3 separate regions of the Homo sapiens genome follow, and regions 1 and 2 are each linked to region 3. Evidence: chromatin loops called from intact Hi-C (ENCODE). Cell type or tissue: GM12878. All regions are shown on one strand.

Region 1 (8,000 bases), 96 kb before region 3:
ACAAAGTCTCACTCTGTCGCCCAGGCTGGAGTGTAGTGGCACGATCTTGGCTCACTGCAACCTCCACCTCCCGGGCTCAAGGGATTCTCCTGACTCAGTCTCCCAAGTAGCTGGGATTACAGGCATGCGCCACCATGCCTGGCTAATTTTTGCATTTTTAGTAGAGATGGGGTTGTACCATGTTGGCTGGTCTTGAACTCCTGACCTCAAGTGATCCGCCCACCTTGGCCTCCCAAAGTGCTGGGATTAATGGCATGTGTCATTTTAAACACTCATATCGAGCCCTGATGTGGCAAGCATTGTGCTAGGCACTTTGACTCTCCTACCTCATTTAATGCTTTTTCAAACCTCATGCAATGTGTATTGTTTTCTCTATTTTATGGGTGGGGAGCTTGAGACTTAGAGAGGTGACTTTGCCAGGCTGGTTGTGGTAGAGTCAGGATTCAGAATTGGGCCAGCCAGACTCCAAAGCTCGTGCTCATTTCACGATCTTCTTCCAAGGCATCTGCCAGTGTCTCTGTCCCAGCATCTCAAGCCCCGCCCCACTTCTGTTTCTTAACAATTATACTCTGAACATATAGGTTGGTTGCCAAGACAACCACTCAGAAACAACATGAAAGGCAAATGACTTTTCAAACATTCTGCAGCTGGGATGACTTCTTTTTTTAATTTTTTAAAATATGTCAAGGTGATTTGTAATCCACAGCAAAATGTTAATATGGGTAAGCAATCTATTTTGAGCAAAAAATATTTCCAGTATGGCAGAGGAGAGCTTACAGATTACATATATAGTAACGCCTTAGGAAGGAAGCAGGATATACTACTATTACCCTTTTTACAGGTGAGAAAATTAAGGCCTGGAGAGATTTGGAAGCCAGGAATGCCCAGCTCTAAAGACATTGTACCTAATTGTTTGAAAAACTGCTTGGAGAATGAAAATGTGTCTGGAGGGAGGCAGAGGCTCAGTCCTGACCCTGCAGTAAATCAGAAGAGTGAAGAGCACATTGAATAAGCCAGGTCCAGTGGGAAGGGAGGGAAAGAGAGAAACACATCAGTTCAGAGTAGAGTATCTAGGACTGGGGGACTGAAAGTTGAGGTAAGGAAAAGGACCACCAAACTTTGGGTACTAAATAATAGACAACCCTTAATCTTGGTAGGAGGAGTTTCAATAGGTCAGCCCATATAAAGGTCTTGCCACAATGCCTGACACCCAGCACGTGCTAGGCATATTTTCTATTATTATCTTTACTGGGGTATCTCAATGACTCCTGGAAATCCACATCTTGGAGAAGGAGTGAGCATCATTTCCTGACAAAACCAGTCTCTTTTCCTGTTTTTCCCTTATTTATCAAAGGTCAGAAATGTGTCATCACCATTGAGACATGGCTTTCCTCCATCCCCTGTGTTTTGGGCAGTCACCTGTAGAGGTGAGGTGTGTCCACTGTCCAGCTCTCTGCCTCCATGCTCATACTGCTAATCTGGTCAACTTCTCTGTGGACCACCTGGCATCAGATATACCCTAGAATCACTTACACCGCCTCATAGATGCTCCCCTTTGGGTCTGCCTGGTAATTGGCAGCTTCTTCAAGAAGGCAGATTTCCCTTTGAGAGCATCCCCAACCCCCCAGTTTACATAAAACCCTTAAAACCTGGGGTTGCCTGTGCTCCCTTTACATAAGTGAATTAGGTGATAATCTTGGGCATGACTGCATTTTTGCTGATTGAAGTTTAGACCATGCTGCTTAGAATTATTAACAGCCATTGCAAGGATAATGATCTGCCCATTAAAATAAACTAACTCTCATTTTTATTATCATTTTAATTACACGAACCCTTTGGCGTGTTGATAGTGATGAACAACATGGTGGGATATTACTCTGCCAGGTGTTGACTTCTCTATGGGGTGCTCTCGGGAAAATTTGCCTGGTGCCCTCCAGGTTTCCTCAGCCTGCCTTCGAGGGTGCTCTTCTCTCCATTGACCCCATGATGTAAGAAGTTCCTGGTTGGACTGAAGTGTGTTGCGGCATGGAAATGAGATTAATACCAGTGTGGATTGCATGGAGAGACTGCCCCAAAAGGTTGCATGGCTAATCACTCCCACGCACTTTTCCTCCTCCTCAAACCCAAAGTGTGCTGTCCAGTTTTGGAGATCTACCAGAGGGAGGGACTTTGCATTTTCCAGATTTCAGCTTGTGATTTTTTTTTTTTTTTTTTTTTTTTGAAATGGAGTCTCGCTCCATTGCCAGGCTGGAGTGCAGTGGTGCTACCTTGGCTCACTGCAACCTCTCCCTCCTGGGTTCAAGCGATTCTCCTGCCTCAGCCTCCCGAGTAGCTGGGACTGCAGGAGCACGTCACCATGCCCAACTAATTTTTGTATTTTTAGTAGAGACAGGGTTTCACCATGTTGGCCAGGGTGGTCTCGATATCTTGACCTCATGATCCGCCTGCCTCATTTTTTACAGAAACATAGGACAAGGTGACAAGTGACTTATTTCCCCTGACAAAACCATCTGCATTCCTGACTTCCCCTTTACTTTCAAAGGTACCAGAATTTGCTGCTTTTATCATGCCCCAAATTCTGAGTCATCTGAACTTCGGTATTGCTGACAGGCATTCACTGAGAGGAGAAGTGGGCTTAGAGGAGACCTGTTGCTTGCCCCGCATGAGGCTGGATGCTGTGCCTTCTCCTGTGAATACTATAACATTGTAGGCCCCCATTTTCCAGATGAGAAAACTAAGACTCAAGGAGGTTAAGTGAGTTACCTGAGGTCACACAGCTCATTAAAAGTAGAACCAGTTCTATAGCCCAGGCTTCAGGGCTCAACAAACTATGCCTCTTCTGTTGTTCTGTCCTGACCCTGGATTTTAGCAATCATGAACACTTCTGCTCCTAGGTGAGGAAAATATCAGAGAAAAATGAACTCAGGCCTGGCTGACTCCGTAGTCATGCACATTCATCAAACAGTTTTTGAATAATTACTGTGTTGTTACCACAGTCAAAAAGACATCGTCCCTGCCTCAAGGAGTTTCAGTCAAGTGCAGGAGAGGGGCATGGAAAATTGAACCCAGCAGGATAACATGCTGTGCTGGAGGAAGGGAAACAGCTTGCTTCTTGCTTTGGGAGCCCCTAATCCAGCCTGGGGCTGTGGGGGTGGGGGTGGCTGGAAGGCAGTGATTTCTAAGTTGAGACTTGAAAGAGGGGGAGAATGTGGATGGAGGTGGGGGAAGAGTGCTAGATATCATGCCGTCTCTAAGAGGGTGAGCTATTTGTAATAAATGTACCTGCTTCTTACCACTTGTTCTTTCCCCACCACCAAATTTCTTAATTTTCCACCTTTTCCTGGGGCTTTCTTTCTGAATACAAACTCATCCCATTGCCTCCTTTACAACTAATTGAACACTTGGACTTAATTGATTATGTATTAAGTTGGGGACTTGGAGTGACATTCAGGACTGGGCTCATGTTGAGATTAATTTATTCCTGTAGTCTTCCTGTTTTGCAGTGTAACTGAGTGCCTCACATGTGTGTTAAAAATAAAACGGAGAGTCAGGGCAATCTAATTAGACAGCTTAACCCATCACTCTCGTGTTCAGTCTTCACCCAGCTCTCCTGCTTTGATGGTAACCAAAATAGATGAATAAGTTAATCAAAGGTCTGATTAAATAGCACAGCTCTGCAGCATGGACTAATGATTGCCAAGCCTCAGTTCAGGCAGATTGCTAGAGGAGAGAGGAAGCTGAGCTGAGCTCCAAAGGCCAGGGCTTTCATGAGGAAGATGTTTATAAAGCACATGGGAGGGAATTCCTCACTGAGTCCTCGGATCTTAACGGTGATGGCTCACTCTAAAGGAAGGATAATGTAGTTTGGGGAAAGAACACAAACCTTCTCCTGGCAAATTCTGACTCTTAGAGCTTTGCATCTTGCTGGCTGTGGGATTGTAGACAAATCGCCCGCCTTCCTATGCCTGCCTGCCATCCATCATCCATCCATCCATCCATCCATCCATGCATTCATCCATCCATCCATCCATCTGTTCCAGATATGTGTTTTGTACCTATTATATACAAGGCATTGTGCTTATTTTTTTTTTTTTTTTTTTGAGACTGAGTTTCGCTTTTGTTGCCCAGGCTGGAGTGCAATGGTGCGATCTCTGCTCACCGCAACTTCCGCTTCCTAGGTTCAAGTGATTCTCCTGCCTCAGCCTCCCGAGTAGCTGGGATTACAGACATGCACCACCACACCCGGCTAATTTTGTATTTTTAGTAGAGATGGCATTTCTCCCTGTTGTTCAGGCTGGTCTCGAACTCCCAACCTCAGGGGATCCGCCCACCTCAGCCTCCTAAAGTTCTGGGATTACAGGCGTGAGCCACTGCGCCCAGCCAGGGCATTGTGCTTTGATTTTGTTGTTGTTCATTTAATTTGCCCTTGTGTTAACTGTATGACTCGGTTGTGTGAGGTTTTTCCTTCTAGGTCCTCTCTTGCCGTAACCCTCACTTTATGCTCCATGAGGCTGATGCATAAAGCATCTCTAGTCTCGCTTTCGCTCTGGTTTCCGTTAGGGTTGACTGGAGGGCTGCCCTCCCGGGAGACTGGTGGGCAGGAGGGAAGTGAGGTTGAGATGTTTTTTCCTGTTCTGGCTTATGCGTTGCCACAGGTAGGCTGTGTCCCTCTGCTGAAGGTCACTGCCTCAGCCAGGTGGCCTTACTCAAACAGCAATTCTCTCTGGATTCCAGCATCTGCTGGCCTGGGCCCTTTTGGCCTTGGGGTGGTAATGGCCCCAAGTACTCTTCCCCTCCTCAAGTAACTGCACGGTTCTTGTTACTGCCCCTAATTCTGCATATACTTAGATTAAATAGTCCTTTTATTAAATCTTCCTTAGATTCCCCAGGAGAGTGTGCTGTTTCCACCCACACACTGCCTGATAGGATGAAGTAAGTGTAGCAACATGGATGGAGCTGGAGGCCATTATCCTAAGTGAACTAACTCAGAAGCAGAAAATCAAATATCACATGTTCTCACTTACAGATGGAAGCTAAACAACGGGCATACCTGGATACAAAGCTGGAAATAATAGACACTGGGGTCTCCAAAAGAGGGGAGGGTGAGAGCTGTGTGAGGGGTGAGAAATTGCCTGCTGGATACAGTGTTCAACATTCAGGTGACAGGTATACTGGAAGTCCAGTCTCCACCATTACACAGTGTACCCATGTAACAAAAATGCGTGTGTACCCCCAGAATCTAAAATTAAAAATTTTTTAAAAAAGAAATCATGACCTTTATAAATAGCAGAAACTCAGAAAAGCTGAGCAAACCTGTCCAAGGTGACATGGCGATTAAGTGATGATACTAGAATCTAAATCCAGGCATGCCTGAATCTACCACCCAGGGTGTTTTGCTCTCCTGCATACATCCCACAGACCCTTACCTTCATCTGGAAGCACCAAAAGAGGCACTGATAGCTAAATACATGGAATAAGATAGAGGGATCAGGAAGAAGGGCGGGAGCTTATTACTGAGTATATTTTGTGTACCACGCCCTTGAGTCCTTTAATATAATTTAATTTTTATACCACTGTGTGAAGTAGGCATCGTCTCCATTTTACCAACTTTTAAAAATGAGCAACTACTCTTAAAAAAAAACTAAGTAACCACATTTTTTTCTAACATCATAGTCTAGTGATGGTGGCACACAGGAGGCCAATTTAGGGCAGCTATGAGACAGGTTCCCCATGCTGACTCATGAGACCCATTCCATCTCTGAAACACACTCCATTTTACAGGTAAAGAAACCAAGGCTTAGAGAGATCAAATGCTTTGTGTGGGGCTAGAGCCCAGATTTGAACTTCTGTCCTTTTTCCCCACCTCCATGATGCCTGGGTGTAGGGTGACAGGGACTCATACACAGAGTTGGGGATGCTTTTTTTGAAATTGATGAGAGGTGAAGCCAGCTGGACTTCCTGGGTCAAATGGGGACTTGGAGAACTTTTATGTCTAGCGAAAGGATTGTAAATGCATCAGTTAGCACTCTGTAAAAATGTACCATCAGTGCTCTGTGTCTAGCTAAAGGATTGTAAACACACACCAATCAGCACTTTATAAAATGGACCAATCAGCACTCTGTAAAATGACCAATCAGTGCTCTGTAAAATGGACCAATCAGCAGGATGTGGGCAGGGAGAAATAAGGGAATAAAAGCTGGCCACCCCAGCCAGCAGCGGCATCCCTCTCGGCTTCCCTTCCAAGCTGTGGAAGCTTTGTTCTTTCGCTCTTCACAGTAAATCTTGCTGCTGCTCACTCTTTGGGTCTGCGCCACCTTTAAGAGCTGTGATACTCACCACAAAGGTCCACAGCTTCACTCTTGAAGTCAGCGAGACCAAGAACCCCCCGGAAGGAGCCAGCTCCGCACACAGTTTGATGTCTTGCTGCTATTTTTTTCTTCCTTTGCATAGATTTGGGTGAATGTGTTTCATTTGGTTTGATTACACGTAGTTGTTTTTAAGTAAAAGCAGTTTTAAAGCTTGCTTTTTTCCCCTTTAACATCATATGCAGGTTTTTAGAAATTATATCTTGATCCACATTGTTTTAAACAATTACATAGTATGCTATCAGAAAAACAAGAGTATCATGTTTGAATTAATTGTTCCATTTTGGGGCATTTTGATGGCTGTTCTTTGGTAACATGGTGATGAACATCTTTGGGAATAAAACTTTGGTGTCTAAAACAAAATTTTTAAATTTGAATTTTTTTAAGAACATCTCCTCAACATGGTATTTGTAAGGTCAAAGGAGATCAATATTTTTTGGAATCCTGAGAAGGTGGCCATGTTCCCTGTTTTAAAGGGTTCTATTAAAAGTGTTACCCTCTTGAAAATAAGTGTGCTTTGGCTCCCATGGAAACTCCCCATGGCAGCTAGGTTGGGGCCTCTGCCCACAGTGATCTTCATAAATGACTGTGCATAGATGAGAGCTTTCATCACACTGGTGCTTTTATTTTTATCCTTGCCTTTGGACACAAAATGGCACCCGTGTGTGTACCTCGCTGATGACTCTGCCCACCTGCAAGCCATTGATTGTTCCATTATGTTATGTGAGGATCATAATGTCAGTGCTCCATGGGTGGTTCATTTCTGTCCTATGTGTGTGTCCTCTATTGCTGTCAGGTGAAGAGTGTCGCGTGATGACTAGGTCCTCCTTGACTAGGAGGTGAAGAGTGTCACGTGATGACTAGGTCCTCCTTCTGTCCTATGTGTGTGTCCTCTATTGCTGTCAGGTGAAGAGTGTCGCGTGATGACTAGGTCCTCTTATTTATCTGAGAATAAAGAGAAGGCAGCAGTAGTAATCTATTCAATTACAGTTTTAAAAGAATAAGCATAAGCTTTAACAATACTACTGCCCACTAATCTTTAATGACACGTAAATGGAATATGATTTAAAGAAATATACGTACATAGGAACAATTTGATACTGGTTGCAAAAGTATTTGTAGTGGGATTCAATTTTTGGACCTTTATGTTTTTGCATATCCTTTTTTTCTCTAGTGGATCTATTTAATTTCTATAATAACAAAAGTTTTATTTAAAAATCTCAACATAGGATTTGCAGTAATAATTATTTCATAACTATTACTTTTCCTCTCCCTTAATTCAGATACATTTTCCTCCAGAAAACTTCACATGTCAAAATGCAAATTATATAAATCTTTAAAAGAAAACTCATTCATTTATTCAACAAATTTTTATTGGATACTTTTTGTGTGCTAGGCACTATTTATAATGTTTAAGCAAAGAATTAATATAGCAATTTTTTTTCCCTTTCTCCAACTCTCTCTCTGCCTTGTTCTGTCTAGTCTGAAGTTTCCTGGATCCCCAATAAACATTACTCTGGGATTTATGGTCTGATGAAGCTTGTCCTGACCAAGACTCTTCCTGCCAACCTGGAGAGAGTCATCGTCCTTGACACGGATATCACCTTTGCCACTGACATTGCAGAGCTGTGGGCT
Region 2 (8,000 bases), 150 kb after region 3:
TTTAGTAAGCAAACACTAAACTCAGTTTAGTATTAAACTAAGTTTACAATATTTGATGACTGTGGTTACATTGAAAAGGCTGGAGGAGGTGGAGGGGGTTGTCCAGAGGAGGAAAGATACTGTTTAACCTGGCAGGAAATGGCCCCAGACTGTTCACTGCTTATTCTGTGGATTCCTTTCTGACAGCTGTCACTTTCTGCTTATCAGCTTCAGAACAACCCTTTCTGGGCTCGCCTCCTTGTTCCTTCTTTCCAAGGCAGCCAACGCCCCCTTCCCCCCACAAAAAAAAAACCCACAAAGGTATTTAATTTAGAAAGACTGATGGTAAAAGAATGATCTGTTGTTATGTTAAAAGCTAGATTATGAAACATACCAAACATCCACAAACTACAAAAAAAAAATACACTGGACACCAATGAATTTTTGAATGTATATGGAATTGTAAGTCAACAGCCAGTGTCTCCAACCCCTGCCCACAGCAGACATCACTAATTGATGACTGCATTATTCACCTATGCCCAGCTTCTTTATCCTCCTCAAAACAGCACTCTGAGTAATCAGTATTGGTCTCCTAGCCTCCTAGTGATAGCAGGGAACCAAAGCCTGCTGGGTATCCCTACGATAGGTATTAGTCATTCTGGTCTCTCCTGCATGAGCACAGCTCTTTGTGCTGTTCTAAGACCTTTCTCTGCTTGCCTCTAGCTTTTGGGAATTGGAAATTTTCTACAGGGAAAGAAAGAGAAAGGGAAATACAACTTTAATCTTCACCACAAAGAGTGGGAGTCATTATGAGTCACATTTCACAGATAAGGAAAGGAAGGCTTCAAAGAAATGATTTACTTGTTCAAGACCACACAACTCCTAAGTGCTGGGGCCGTGATTAGAAACCAGGTCTACCTAACTCTAAAGCCACAAGACAAGGAAGTGCTTCCCAAATGGATGTAGCTATGTATGTCATATTAATGTAATAGTAAGTTACATTATTACATATATCCAGGTTATTCCACAATTCTCCTAGTTGTTATATGGATACGGTTTTCTTACTCTTTCACTAACCCTTCAAGGTAGTTCCTGTTATCTCCTTTTTTATTATTTATTTGTTTTATTTTATTATTATTATTATTATTATTATTATTTTGAGAGAGAGTCTCGCTCTGTCACCCAGGCTAGAGTGCAGTGGCACAATGTCGGCTCACTGCAACCTCCGCCTCCCGGGTTCAAGCAATTCTCTGCCTCAGCCTCTCGAGTAGCTGGGATTACAGGCACCTGCCACCATGCCAGGCTAATTTTTGTATTTTTAATAGAGCTGGGGTTTCACCATCTTGGTCAGGCTGGTCTTGAACTCCTGACCTCGTGATCCACCCACCTCAGCCTCCCAAAGTGCTGGGATTACAGGCGCGAGCCACTGCTGTTATCTCCATTTTATACAGAAGGAAATAGAAGCTCAGAGAGGTGAATTCATAGAACACGTTGGTGGCAGGGCTGAAGCCGGTATCAAGCCCTGATTCATAGTTGAGTGGTCTCTCTACGACTATTTAAAATACTCCTCTATCTAAAATTGCAATGCCTGTCCCATACCCCAGCACTCCCTCTCTCCAGGGCTCCTTCATTTTTCTCCATAGTACTTATCACTAATATAATCATGACTTATTTATTTTTGTTGATCATGTCTCTACCCACTAGAATGTAAGCTCTGTGACTACGGGGCTTTTTATCTGTTTTATTCATCAGTACATCTTCATTAAAGAGTGCCTGGCACCAGATCCATGCTCAATAAATCTTGTTGAACAAATGAACTATAACAAGTCCTTTTCTTGAAGCATTTGTGGTGTGCCAGAAGCATCCCTCCACTTGGACTCAGAAAATTTGGCCCAAGCTGGGAATAGTGGCTCATACCTGTAATCCCAGCACTTTGAGAGGCTGAGGCAGGAAGATCACTTGAGCCCCAGGAGTTCTAGACCAACCCAGGCACCATAGTGAGACCTCGTCTCTGTGAAAAATAAGCAAACCACACATGCCTGTGGTCCTAGCTACTCAGGAGGTTGTGGTGGGAGGATCACTTGAGCCTGGGAGGTCGAGGCTGCAGTGAATCGAGACGGCACCACCACACTCTAGCCTGAGCGACAGAGCAAGACCCCGTGGCCCTAGACCAGATCTATGATTTTAGGCATAACTCTAGCCTTACATGAACCTCGGTTTTCCCATCTGTAAAATGGTCAGTAAATGCACCCACACCAGGCTATTTGAGGAAAGTTAAAGGGGTTAAAGTATTCAAAGTGCTGCACCATCTAGGCAGTTATTGTTACGAGTATTTTCCAGAAAGCTTGTCTTGGATACCCGCTCTCTCAACTGCTGGGAGATCACTGCCTCACCTCTGAAATGAAGAAGGCTTCCAAGCTTAACTCTCTCACGCTATGAAGGTGACAGGCCACTTCCAAGGCCACGTTCCCTGACACTAAGCCTGCTAAGAGGAAAAAACAACAGCATCACCTCAACTAGAAGTTAAAAATAAGACACATATAAACAGATTCTATAACATTGTATGGCATCACCCTGCAAGACAATGCCAAGAAACAGATGGCTCTGTGGAAACAGCTGTATCTCAGAAGAATCCCGGAGAAAGCCCAGAATGCATTCCTGCTCTCACGTGCGAGCCGCATGTCGCCAACTCTTCAGTCACGCAGCAGGCAGCAGAGCCCAGGATGGACAGACCCAAAACCCTAAGACAGGCTAGGCTGCTCAAGGCCAGTCTCCAAAGGACCCTCCAGGAATGTGTTAAGCTCCAGAGAGAGGGGGTGAAGGGAAGAGGAGCTGTGGGATCAAGAGACTCAGTGGATACAAGTCTGGGCCACGGTTTCCCCTTGTGGCCTGGCTGCTTTGATCCTGTTCAGCTGCAACTTACACAGAGCCCTGTTTGACCCCTCTAGGCACTGGTTGTCATCTCTCTGCACTTGCCAGGTGTTCGGCCCTCCCTTGTCTATAAAGCAGCTCCCTCCCTTCCTCTCCTTTCCACCATATCTCCCTTTCTCAAGTGGCATCTCTTACTTGTGCAGTAGATAAGAAGGCAGCTCTGGAATGAGGCTGCCTCATGTGAAATCCCAGCTGGACTGCCAGCTGTGGGATTCCTGGTGATCTGCTTAAACTCCCTGCACCTCAGTTTTCTCATCTGTACGATGGAAATTAGTTATTCCTATCTGATAGACTTAAGAGGAATCAATAAAGTAAGACAGGGCCAGGAGCTTAGAACAATGTGGCAGATGGCAAAGGCCCCCCAGAATTAAGGTTTGTGTTGTGATTGCACTGTGTTTGTAATTAGTGACTGGCTTCATTGCCTCTCCTCCTAGACCATAGGAATAATACAAGTGCAGAAGCAGGAGCTCATTCCCCATTCCTAGCACAAGACTTGGCATAAAATAAGAGCCTATGAATTGTATGTGATGCGTGAATTAATACTGATAACTGGGAGGGAGGAGACCAAGCCTTTTTCTTATCTCCTCCAAGTCGAGGTCAGGGCTGGGCAGACCCTCTCTGAACCTTCACTCAACAGTCCTGAATGCAGCCCCCTACCTCCCTGCAAAAGAATGAAAATGGACTCATAGTTTGGTTTCCTTAGTAAAAAAATGCTTTGGGTTCCTGGAACTTGTTGATTAATACACACAGCAGGCAACGAGGAAGGTCGTGAGCTTTTTCTGCCTGTCTGTGTGGCTTAATAAGATGTAACTGCTTTGTGGAAACCACAGGGACAAGCTCTGGGTTAGGTTTCAGGAGACCAGAGTTGGAGCCCCAGCTTCTCTGAGCACCTTGGGCCCTCATCTGTCAACTGAGGGCCCTAAGGGCAGCCTTGCCTGTCTCATGCAAGCGCTGGGGAGGAGTAAAAATGAAATAGTGGATACGAAGCCACCAAAAAGTGAAAGCAAGTTGAAAGTGCAAAGCAACATGCTTGAGTGGTAATTTCCCCATCAGTGATTTCACCCATTGCCCCAAGACATCAGAAGGAGGGGTGTCACAGGAAGGAAGAAACGGGGCCTCCCAGACTCCTTAATTGGTCCATCGTACTATGTCTCCATCACTTACAGGCTACAAGCATTCAAATGTGCCTGTTAGTCAAGGTAGCACAAGCAGCTGTAATGTGGCTCAACCTGCTGGAACCTTGCAGAAAGTCCACATGGGTGTTCATGATTGGCAGGTAGTTTTTCTGCAGGTTGAAGGACCCAGGCTCCTTTTGTCTTGTGGCTCTGCCCTCCACAGAACCCCAGCCTGCTCTACAGGATTCTCTTGCTCTGGCTGTCAGCCAAGAAAAGAAGGCGAATAAAATTTGTTCCTGAGCAAGGCTTCAGAGTGGTGCCTGTACTAGCCAGAGCCTTTCCAGACTCCAGTGGCCAGAGCTGTATCACAGAGTTATTCTTAACTGCAAGGAGGCTGGAGATACAGCCTAGCTCTGTGCCCAGGAAGAGAGCAAAATATGGATATTGGTGAGCACAGGATGTTTCTGCCACCATGTGAAATACATGTGTTGAGTCCTCTGCAGTCACAGAATCGTTTACTGTTAGAACTAGAAAGAAGCCCAGAGGCTGACCAACTAGGCATTGTAGTGAGTTGGTTACCTGCAAGAATTCAGAGGAAATACACCTGGGTTTGAATCTCAGCTACTCTGTTCGCGCATTGTATAACCTTAAGCAATGGCTAAACCTTTCAGATGATGGATGTCTTCTTCTACTAAAGAGGACTAAGAGTGGTTCTTGATCTGTAGAGTTGATGTGAGTCTTACATGAGAAAGAACCTGCAAAAGCTCTCCCCACTTTACCTGACCCAGTGAGTGCGTGATCCTTGAGCGTCACTTTAGGAAGTCCAAACCCTTTGTCTTACTAATTCAGAGACATGACTTGCTCAAGGTCGCATAGAAAATGAGTGTCAGAGATATCAGGTCTCGCTTTTCAGTTATCCCCATAATCTCACTCCTTAGTTTGCGCAACTGTGAACAGAAGTCTCTAAGGCCAGAGCACAGGATGCACTTGTACTCCCTCTGGATCCTCAGGTATAACCAGCCATCATTTCCAGCAGCTCAAAAAGTCAGTCTAGGCCACTGTCCTTAAAGATGAGGAGAAATAAATGCAAACTGCCTAACGGGCCATTTTCCCTTGGGTCCAAATTTCCCTCTGCCTCAGCTGGCTGCCCAAAGAAGCAGTTTAGCAAATGCATTTTATCTCAGGAGAAATCTGTCTTTTGTTTCTGTGCCTCCCTTGTCAGGAGCCCTCTGTTCCCTGTGGCAGTGGCCAGAGAGCAGAGTACAGTAGCATTCAGACCCTGTTAATGAAATACTCCCTCCGGCTCCATGGCTCCCCAGAGAAATTACCCAAACCCTGGGTGAAAAGGAGGCAGGTTTTGTTTTTGGCTTTTTTGTTGTTTGTTTTGGGGGGGGGGTTGTTTGTTTTTGGCTTTTTGTTTTTGTTTTTTTGGCTTTTTTTTTTTTTTTTTTTTTTTTTTTTTTGAGATGGAGTCTTGGTCTGTTGCCCAGACTGGAGTGCAATGACATGATCTCAGCTTACTGCAACCTCCACCTCCTGGGTTCAAGCTGTTCTGCCTTAGCCTCCCGAGTAGATGGGGTTACAGGCACCCACCACCACACCTGGCTAATTTTTGTATTTTTAGTAGAGATGGGGTTTCCCCACGTTGGCCAGGCTGGTCTCGAACTCCCGACCTCAGGTGATCCACCCGCCTCAGCTTCCCAAAGTATTGGGATTATAGGCGTGAGCCACCGCATCTGGCCAAGGAGGCAGTTTCTAAACTGCTAGAGTCTCCCCATTGAGATAACATTAGCCACGCAGTCAGGAATAAGCGAGCCTAAATTAGAATTTGAAAAGGTACATAATATAATCATAACCACATTGCTTAGGTTTGGGTAGCACTTTACAGTTCACAAAGCAGTTTTACGTGCATTAGCTCATTTGAGAAAATTGCAGGGAATTAGTTAACTACAGAAAAGTTTAAGAAGCCAATAAAATTCATCTGTGAATCCACCACTCAGAAAATCTTTGTTAACATTATAATGTGTTCCCTTCTTTTTTTGAGTGGGTTTTTCTTTTTCCTTTCGTCTTTTTCCTGCACTGGGACCACAGTTTTTTATGGCCTGCTTCGTTCATGGAACATTGTGTCTTCCACCATCTCATTTGATTCTCACCTCCATCTCCTGGGAAGAAGTAATTGTGTTGTGAAATGTCCCTGGTTTGAGGTCCGAAGACTGGATTCCCATCCTGGACTTCTTCTCGCTCACTGAAGCAGATTACTGAAAGCTCCTGAGCCTTAGTTTCCTCCTTTGTACAACAGATATGTGTGCTGAAGGATTAAATTGATGAAGCAATGCACCTGAAAACATTTAGCATTGCGCCAGTCACATAGTAGGTACCCAGTTAGTATTAGGTGGATCAAGGTGCAAAGCACCATGTAGAGGAGAAATGAACATGCAAGTTCAAGGATGGCTTCTGGTTGCCCCAGAGTCCTGTGGACAGGTACGTCTGACAGCATACCTTTCTTTCTTTCCTGTTTTGTTTTTGTTTTTTGTTGTTGTTTTTGTTTTTGATGGTGGTGGTTGTTTTTTGAGACAGAGCCTCACTCTGTCACCCAGGCTGGAGTGCAATGGCGTGATCTCGGCTCACTGCAACCATCCCCTCCCAGGTTCAAACGATTCTCCTGCCTCAGCCTCCCAAGTAGCTGGGACTAGAGGCGCACGCCACTGCACCCAGCTAATTTTTTGTATTTTTAGTAGAGACGGGGTTTCACGGTGTTAGCCAGAATGGTCTCGATCTCCTGACCTCATGATCCGCCTTCCTTCGCCTCCCAAAGTGCTGGGATTACAGGCATGAGCCACGGTGCCCGGCCACCTTTTTTTTCTACAATACCCACTGTGGTTGGTAAATGACAATATTCCCTAGATAATACCCTTTATACACTGCAGCAAGGGCTGCAAGTGAGCTTGGGATGTGGATGCCACCAAATCCCATTATTGGTACCATGAAGTTCAGAGCTGGAGGTGGCCTCTTCTCCAGGACTGCCCTAGTCCATCCCACTAGGGCAAGGTGTACTTTGGAAGTCCTCGGAGCATCTCCGTTGACCAGTACTCCCTCTCCTAACATACAGGGGCTGAGGACATCCAACAGAGGCTTGCTGAACATCCAAGATGGATCACATCAGCCACGCAGTCAGCAATAAGCAAGCCTAGGTTAGGATTTGAAAAGGTACATGATATAATCATAACCACATTGCTTAAGTTTCTGCAGCACTTTAGAGTTTACAAAACACTTGACATGCATTAGCTCATTTGAGAAAAATGCAGGGAATTAATTAACTACAGAAAAGTATAAAGAAGCCAATAAAATTCATCTGTGAATCCACCACTCAGAAAATCTTTGTTAACATTGGATATAGAACCTGGATATTGCTAGGTTCAGATGGTTCAGAAATGAAGGGGATACAGCTCCTGCTGTTAGGAGCTCACCATATGGATGCTTTTTAGAAAGTGGTTCCTGGAGCCATTTACCTGGGAATGTCTTTTTCCCCAACTCAAGGGTATGTACCTGTGTGTGCATATAAAGAGAAGGAGAGGCCAGACGCAGTAGCTCATGCCCGTAATCTCAGCACTTTGGGAGGCCGAGGCGGGTGGATCACCTGAGGTCAGGAGTTCAAGACCAGCCTGGCCAACATGGTGAAACTCTGTCTCTACTAAAAATACAAAAATTAGCTGGGCATGGTGGTGCGCACCTGTAATCCCAGCTACTAGGAAGGCTGAGGCAGGAGAATCGCTTGAACCCGGGAGGCAGAGGTTGCAGTGAGCCGAGATCGTGCCACTGTACTCCAACCTGGGCGACTGAGTGAGACTCCATCTTAGTCAATCAACCAGTCAGTCAGTAAAGGGGATGAGAAACCCCCATACATGCATGTGTTTCTCATTCTCCACTCACTAATGCCCATTTTCACATGGTGAGGACCAGCTACTTGTCTGAAGC
Region 3 (8,000 bases):
ATCTCCTGATTCAACTAAGAAGGAAGAAATCTGTACATATGAAGTGTCAGGGTCTCTCACGCCCCAGGTGGGGCTTTTTCTGAGAACATTCCTCCCAGAATTTCTTGTCACCAGTGGCACTTTGAAAACTTAGCGGTGAGCCGCCACGCAGCTCTGAGCTGTTTCTTTTTCATCTCTTTGGAAACTTTTCCCAGGAAAGTTATTTCTGTGACCTGAGAAAAGAGCACTGTGACAGGCTCAGAAGGCTCCCCACTGTCCTTCGATTCCAGCAATTGTCACCGAGCCGAAGAATCGCAGGGCAGCACCTCATGACTCACATCCGAGTCATGTCACCGAAGCTGCATGTTGCGTGCATGAAAAGGTCCTGTGTGCACGTTCTGCTAATGTTAGTTATCCACACTCTGACATCGCCGTTTGAGTTTCTCTGCTTCTGCCCTCCTTGCTTATGATCTGGTCATGAATGTATACCTTTGGAGAGCACCTTTTGGGTGTAGTTAATACCTAGTATTCTTTGGGCTGGGGGGCGGGGTGCAGTGGGATAGGGAAGAGAACCAAAAAGGAAATGTTACTTCATTTAAAGGACATATGAACCCAAAGTATCTGAGAGCAGTCTCAATCAATTTAGAAAGTTTATTTTGCCAAGGTTAAGGACATGCCTATGACACAGCCTCAGGAAGTCCTGAAGACATGTGCCCCAGGGTGGTCAGGAGACAGCTTGCTTGTATACATTTTACAGAGACGTGATGCATCAGTCAATATGTATAAGATGTGCATTGGTTTGGTCCAGAAAGGAGGGACAAGTCGAAGTAGTAGGCGGAGCTTCCAGGTCATAGGTAGATAAGAGACAAAGGGTTGCATTCTTTTGAGTCTTTGATCATCCATTCACTGAACACACAATTTACAGTGAGAAGAGTGGTGGAGAAATAGTCACTTTTGCCTTAGTCTGGCTCAATGAATCTGCATTTTTACATAAATAGGGCAGAGGAAGCAATCCAGGTATGCGTTTGTCTCAGGTGAGCAGAGGGAGGACTGTCTGTCCCACACCTGTGAAGATCAGCTAATCAGCTATCAATTTACATTGCCAGGTGAAGTTCAGCAGAATTGTTTTAGAATAAAGATATTGAGTTTCACAGGGAATTTCCTTGTGGCCAAATTGTGAGGAAGATACGTAGCTTTTGTTTTTTCTTTTTAAAATCTTTGTAGCTATCTTATTTAGGAATATAATGGGAAGCAGGTTTGCCTGAGGCAGTTGCCAGCAGTTCCCAGCTTGACTTTTATCTTTGGCTTAGTGATTTTGGGGTCCCAAGATTTATTTTCCTTTCACAGACAATATTCTCTAATAACACCTATCCAAATTAGGGGCTCTGGATGGTGTTTGGGCAGCAGACATGGTTAAAAAGAATGGCTGATTGTACAGTATGCTAATTATATCTCAATAAAGCTGTGAAAAAAATAATGAGTTAGGCCAGGTGCGGTGGCTCACGCCTGTAATCCCAACACTTTGGGAGGCTGAGGCGGGGCAGATCAACTGAGGTCGGGAGTTCGAGACCACTCTGACCGACTTGGAGAAACCCCGTCTCTACTAAAAATACAAAAAATTAGCCAGGTGTCGTGGTGCATGCCTGTAATCCCAGCTACTTGGGAGGCTGAGGCAGGAGAATCCCCTGAACCTGGGAGGCGGAGGTTGCAGTGAGCCTAAGTCATGCCATTGCACTCCAGCCTGGGCAACAAGAGCGAAACCCCATCTCAAAATAAATAAATAAATAAATAAATAAATAAATAAATAAATAAATAAATAAATATGACTCACTGATGCTGATTATCAAGTAGGTACTAGGAACTGGTCTAAACATTTTCTCTACCTTGATCTCCTTCAGTTTGTCTTCATAACCATCTCTATCACATAAATCCTATTATTATCATCCTTATTTAACAAATAAGGAGACCAATTAAGAGATATGCAACTTGCCTTTGACTGGTAAAGTGATGCAAATAGGAAGAGATGAAACAGAGATTCAAACCCTGGTAGTCCCACCCCAGTATTCATCTTCTATATGGGATTAGGCAAGATTCCTGAAAAAGCTTCTAAACCCCTCATATTAAACACAAAGACTCTGTTCCAGTGAGTAGACTATGCCATTCCCTGTCCCCAAATTCAGCCTGGCTCCCCCTCCCTGGTGCATGTCCTGTAGATGGTGGAGTGAAAAGAGGTGCAGTTTGACAAAAGAGGGCATTCCATCTCCTTATCTTCTGATATTACTGTCAGAAACAAGTTCCTGGCCTCTCACTTCAGCTCTCTTCTTTTCAGCCAGTTATCCCCTGAACAAAATTGCCTCAAGATTACAGATGAGCAGCTGTGTTTTGGATGCAGGAGCATTGCCATCTTGCTGACAGCTGAGTTTTCTCTGGGGACATCAGCTAGCCCACAGCACCCCACTCTTTTTCCACACTCCTTATTTTCCTGTAAGCTGTGGTTGGTTTCCTCTTGTGACCACAAATGAATCAAAAAGAGAACTGTTTCCCAGTTATTCCTTATTATGTCAAAGCAGATGTTCAAGGTGAGGCTCCGGATGACTTATCAAAACTCCAGAGGTGATTTGTGTCCTGATAACAGTGAGGTCTCAGACTCACATGTATGCAGGTGGAAGGCAGGCAGTGTCAATATGCAAAGCGTGCCAGGCATAAGGGGGTAAGCGCCATGTCTCTACCATTGTCACCAAGCACAGCACCTGTCTAGTTGTATTGCCTTTTAAAAGACAGACTAGGCCGGGCACAGTGGCTCATGCCTGTAATCCCAGTACTTTGGGAGGCCGAGGCAGGTGGATCACCTGAGGTCAGGAGTTCGAGACCAGCCTGACCAAAATGGTGAAACCCCATTTCTACTAAGAACAGAAAATTAGCCAGGCATGGTGGTGCATGCCTATAATCCCAGCTACTTGGGAGGCTGAGGCAGGAGAATCACTTGAACCTGGGAGGCGGAGGTTGCAGTGAGCCGAGATTGCACCATTGCACTTCAGCCTAGGCAACGAGAGTGAAACTCCATCTCAAAAAATAAATAAATAAATAAATAAAAATAAAAGACTAGATACATTGGCCAACAATATATGTTTGAGGCCCTTTGAGTGAAAAAGATTATCCAGATTTAGTAACCTTGAAGTTCCTGTGAAATATGTGATCCTGTGATATCATGATTCCTTTTCAGAAGGCAGACCAACCTCCTTTCCCCTCCAAAGATGTTTTGGAGAATACTTTGCAGAAAATATAAGAATATGAAATGTCTTCAAACTGTGGGATGGTGAGAAGGTGTGCCTTGGTATCAGCTGCACATTTCTGGAAAGTCGCATACTCATAGAACAGAATTAATTTTAGCAACTCTGAGAAAATGGCCTGTTTTTTCTCTCCCTCTTCTCCCATTCATTTAATATTTTTTTCCATCACTTTTCATATGCCCAGCACCTTGTGTATGTAGAAGGTATGAAAAAGTGCTGGGCTCGGTGGCTGACGCCTGTAATCCCAGCACTTTGGAAGGCCAAGGTGGTGGATCACCTGAGGTCAGGAGTTCGAGACCAGCCTAGCCAACGTGGTGAAACCCCACCTCTACTAAAAATACAAAAAATTGGTTGGGCATGGTGGATCACGAGGTCAGGAGTTCAAGACCAGCCTGACCAACAGGGTGAAACCTCGTCTCTACTAAAAAAATACAAAAATTAGCTGGGCATGGTGGTGGCATGTGCCCCTAGTCCCAGCTGCTCAGGAGGCTGAGGCGGGAGAATCACTTGAACCCGGGAGGCAGAAGTTGCAGTGAGCCGAGATAGTGCCACTGCACTTCAGTCTGAGCAACAGAGTGAGACTTCGTCTCAAAAAAATAAAAAAAATAAAAAATAAAAAGAACTACCCGGGCATGGTGGTGGGTGCCTTTAATCCCAGCTACTTGGGAGGCTGAGGCAGGAGAGTGGCTTGAACCTGGGAGCCGGAGGTTGCAGTGAGCCAAGATCACGCCATTGCACTCCAGCCTGGGCAATAAGAGTGAAACTCCATCTCAAAGAAAAAAAAAAAAAGAGAGATATGAAAAAGTGTAGGTTGTATCATTTTGAAAGTATCATGCATCTCAATATGTTAATACTCAGTAGAGTGGCTCGCTCATCCTCATTTGCCTGGAACTTTCCCAATTTTAGCATTAAAAGTTCTACATTCAGGAAACCCCTCAGTCCCAGGCAAGCCAAGATATTTGACCACCCCAGTGCTCTAGAAGACAGGACGAAATGATCTTGTGCAGGCATCAACAGAATTCCTTTACACATGACAGCTACAAATGCAGAAAGATACAGGTGCATCGTTTGATGACTCAGATGCTGCCAGCAGCACTGCTACTGGTATCATTACTTTACAAAATGACGAGCAGCTCTTGGTAAAATTCCAAACAAAGTGGAGTACGATCTTCCCTCAATTTACATGGTAGATGCTTTGCTAGAAAACTCAGCACATATTAAAATGTGCAGAAACACTCAGAGTTTAAATGTAAAATGTGGTTTAGATTTTATACATAGCTGCTTATTGACGTCTTTTTCACTAAAATGACTATCTGCTGAGACATTTGAAAGTCATGAGAGGCAAGGGACTATTGTGTGTGGTGTGGAATTTCCCTGTAGAGTGCAGAATGTTGATCATCCCTTGACCTCACCTCTAAATTTAGCCAATGGCATCCTCTAATTATAGCAACAACAAAAAACACCTGCAGAGGTTTCCAAAATACCCCACTAGGAATCAGTCCTGCTCTCATTGGAAACCACTATACTAGATATTTGAAAAGAAAGAAATACTCAAAAAGAGGTAAGCAACAGTAAGATCCTTTCTCTGGCATCCCTTTTTCTTTATCTCCTCTCCCTCTGCATGCCTGTCTCTCTCTTTGTCTCCTTCATCAGTACAAACTGTTGACATTTTCTCTGTGTATAACATCCTGCAAAGTGCTTGGGAAGGTCTGCAGGTAACTGCCATCTTTGCCTCCAAAGACCTTAAAGTATGCTTGAAAATATGAAACCAACCAGGAGAATCAGCTCAAAGTTAACCCATGGCACTAAATCAGGATTGCCTGCTCAGCTCCAGCTGTAACTGAATTGATTGGATGGTCTTCCCATTGTCTCCCCTGGCTCTCCACTGAGGCTCTACTCTTTTTTTTTGAGTCAGAGTCTCACTGTGTCACCCAGGCTGGAGTGCAGTGGTGTGATCTCAGCTCACTGCAACCTCCACCTCCCGGGTTCAAACAATTCTCCTGCCTCAGCCTCCCGAGTAGCTAGGATTACAGGCACCCGCCACCACGCCCAGCTAATTTTTGTATTTTTAGTAGAGACGGGGTTTCACCATATTGGCCAGGCTGGTCTCTTGGCCAGGCTGGTCTAGAACTCCTGACCTCATGATGCGCCCGCCTCGGCCTCCCAAAGTGCTGGGATTACAGGGGTGAGCCACCGCGCCTGGCCTCTCCCACTTATCTTTTATTGATCATAAGATCAGCCCAGTGCTTTCAGCCTCTTTTTGTACTTTGGCACCTGGGGAGGAGCTAAGGCCTACACCTCTCTGAGTGGAAGAGTTTCCTGGGCAGCCCTGTGTTTGGTCCCAACCAGTTATTCAGCATGGTCCATATTGGCATTATTTTGGGTGGGGCACAAGAGTTGGAAATAAGCAATAAATAAAATACAAAAAAATTCATGATGAGAGAGAAGAGACCATAAGAAATTAGTGAAGAGCCACATCGGAAAATTGAGCAGATGCTTTGCACATAAAAGCAACAGTTATAATAAGAGGTATTATTATTATAGTTGTTTTTGTACTTTGTGGGGTTGTTCGGGGCTTTCCAGAATCAATATCTTGTTGTTAGAAGAAAGACTGGGCTGAGTGTGGTGGCTCATGCCTGTAATCCTGGCATTTTGGGAGGCCAAGGTGGGTAGATCACTTGAGGTCAGGGGTTCGAGACCAGCTTGGCCACCGTGGTGCTAAAAATCTCTGCTAAAAATATATCTCAACTAAAAATACAAGTATGAGCTGGGCATGGTAGTGTGTGCCCTTAACCCCAGCTACTTGGAAGGCTGAGGCATGAGAATTGCTTGAACCCAGGTGGCAGAGGTTGCCGTGAGCAGAGATCACGCCACCTTACTCCAGCCTAGGAGTCAAAGCGAGACTCTCTCAAAAAAAAAAAAAAAAAAGAAGAAGAAGAAAGACTATTAAGTTTCATCAGTCCTACAACGTTTATAAGTCATTTTACAAACATTATCATATATGGTCCTCACAACAACCAACTTAATATCCCTATTTGACAGAAGTCTAACCTGAGGCTCAGGGAGACTTAGATTTGGTTAAGGTCCCACGCTGTAAAATAGCTCTCTCAGATTCATGCATGGTGTTTCTATGAGACTACACTGCCTTTTACTCAGAGGAGGCATTTGAACTGAATCTAAATGAAACCTTAGATGGTGTGGGCCAGACCAGAATGGGGACCTGCATTCAGAGAAGCAAGTGCTCCCCACGAAGAGGTCAAGGTCCGTGTAGAGGAAGTGGAACTCACAAGGTGAGGGCAGCTTATGGACGAGAGGAATGAGGGGCCCTTCCGGGGAGGTGAGGGAGAGCATGTGCCCACACGGGGCTGAGAGGCTTCAGTTAAGAGACCAGGCTTGTCAGGACAGCATGCACTGGTGTGTTTTGACAGAGAGGAGAACGTGGAGCAAAAGGAATAGATTCTAAGATCTTTGAGGGCAAAGACTGCTCATTCCTGTTTATTATTCCCAATACCTGAAATAGAGTAAATACATCATAAATGTTCACTTGAAAGTTGTGTGGCAGGTTGAAGCCAAGCCAAGGAGTTTAGGGTTGAAGCCACAGCAAGAGAGGGCTTGTCTGCCTTTTTAGAGTTCAATAATAATGCCATGATGTATTTAACTTTTATTTTGGTTTCAGGGGTACATGTGTAGGTTTGTGATATAAGTAAATTACATGTCATGAGGGTTTGGTGTACAGATTATTTTGTCACCCAAAGAGTAAACATAGTAGGCCAGGCCCAGTGGCTCATGCCTGTAATCCCAGCACTTTGTGAGGCTGAGGCGGGTGGATCACAAGGTCAGGAGATCAAGACCATCCTGGCTAACGTGGTGAAACCCCATCTCTACTAAAAAATACAAAAAATTAGCCGGGCGTGGTGGCAGGAGCCTGTAGTCCCAGCTACTCGGGAGGCTGAGGCAGGAGAATGGCGTGAACCCGGGAGGTGGAGCTTGCAGTGAGCCAAGATCGCACCACTGCACTCCAGCCTGGGTGACAGAGCGAGACTCCGTGTCAGAAAAAAAAAAAAAAAAAAAGAGTAAACATAGCACCCAATAGATGGTTTTTTGTTTTTTGTTTTTTGTTTTTTGTTTTTAAGATGGAGTCTCACTCTGTCGCCCAGGCTGGAGTGCAGTGGTGCGATCTTGGCTGACTGCAACCTCCACCTCCCAGGCTCAAGCAATTCCCCTGCCTTAGCCTCTCGAGTAGCTGGAATTACAGGTGCATGCCCCCATGCCTAGCTAATTTCTTTTGTATTTTTAGTAGAGAGGGGGTTTCACCATGTTGGCCAGACTGGTCTCGAACTCCTGACCTCAAGTGATCCACCCACCTCGGCCTCCTGAAGTGCTGGGATTACAGGCAATAGATAGTTTTTCTATCCTTATTCTCTTCCCACCCTCCACACCCAAGTGGGCCTAGTTTTCTGTTCTCTTCTTTGTGTTCATGTAAACTCAGTGTTTGGTTTTCACTTATTGGAGGTAAACATTTTGTGTTCCTGCGTTAGTGTGTTTACGATAATGGCATCCAGCTCCATCCGTATTGCTGCAAAGGACATGACCTTGTTCTTTTTTATGACTGCATAGTATTCTATGGTGTGTATGTACAATATTTTCTTTTTTCAGTCTACTGTTGATGGGCATCTAGGTTGATTCCATGCCTTTGCTATTGTGAATAGTGCTGCAGTGAACCTATGTGTG

The links. Hi-C counts contacts between places; a loop is a spot of excess contacts. Peaks named below come from ENCODE experiments on the same cell type or tissue, not always from the same donor. Only the 100,000 strongest peaks of a DNase experiment are listed, where the experiment ranks them.
Region 1: it touches region 3 in a loop (6-fold over the local background); 2 of 110 quality-filtered maps call a loop at or near these places.
Region 2: it touches region 3 in a loop (6-fold over the local background); 2 of 110 quality-filtered maps call a loop at or near these places.

What each region holds. Positions count from the first base shown.
Region 1 is chr22:33,564,867-33,572,866 of GRCh38, reverse strand. It overlaps LARGE1 (LARGE xylosyl- and glucuronyltransferase 1), which reads left to right. Exons shown (of 15, transcript NM_133642.5): 6 at 7,848-8,000. Among named protein-coding and RNA genes, the nearest start is that of MIR4764, 130 kb to the right of the region's middle. RefSeq lists a silencer at 2,930-3,224 and an enhancer at 6,838-6,907. In GM12878, no CTCF peak of the experiment used is centred here; DNase peaks (open chromatin) are centred at 4,166, 4,626, 6,996 and 7,083; H3K4me3 peaks cover 1,257 bases; H3K27ac peaks cover 3,352 bases.
Region 2 is chr22:33,321,717-33,329,716 of GRCh38, reverse strand. All of the region lies in intron 10 of LARGE1 (LARGE xylosyl- and glucuronyltransferase 1), which reads left to right. Among named protein-coding and RNA genes, the nearest start is that of MIR4764, 110 kb to the left of the region's middle. RefSeq lists an enhancer at 4,202-4,251. In GM12878, no CTCF peak of the experiment used is centred here; a DNase peak (open chromatin) is centred at 3,936; H3K4me3 peaks cover 446 bases; H3K27ac peaks cover 1,831 bases.
Region 3 is chr22:33,469,227-33,477,226 of GRCh38, reverse strand. The region is part of intron 6 of LARGE1 (LARGE xylosyl- and glucuronyltransferase 1); the gene reads left to right. Among named protein-coding and RNA genes, the nearest start is that of MIR4764, 37 kb to the right of the region's middle. RefSeq lists enhancers at 4,573-4,642, 4,653-4,712, 4,853-4,932. In GM12878, no CTCF peak of the experiment used is centred here; DNase peaks (open chromatin) are centred at 4,276, 4,646, 6,496 and 6,866; H3K4me3 peaks cover 1,335 bases; H3K27ac peaks cover 5,011 bases.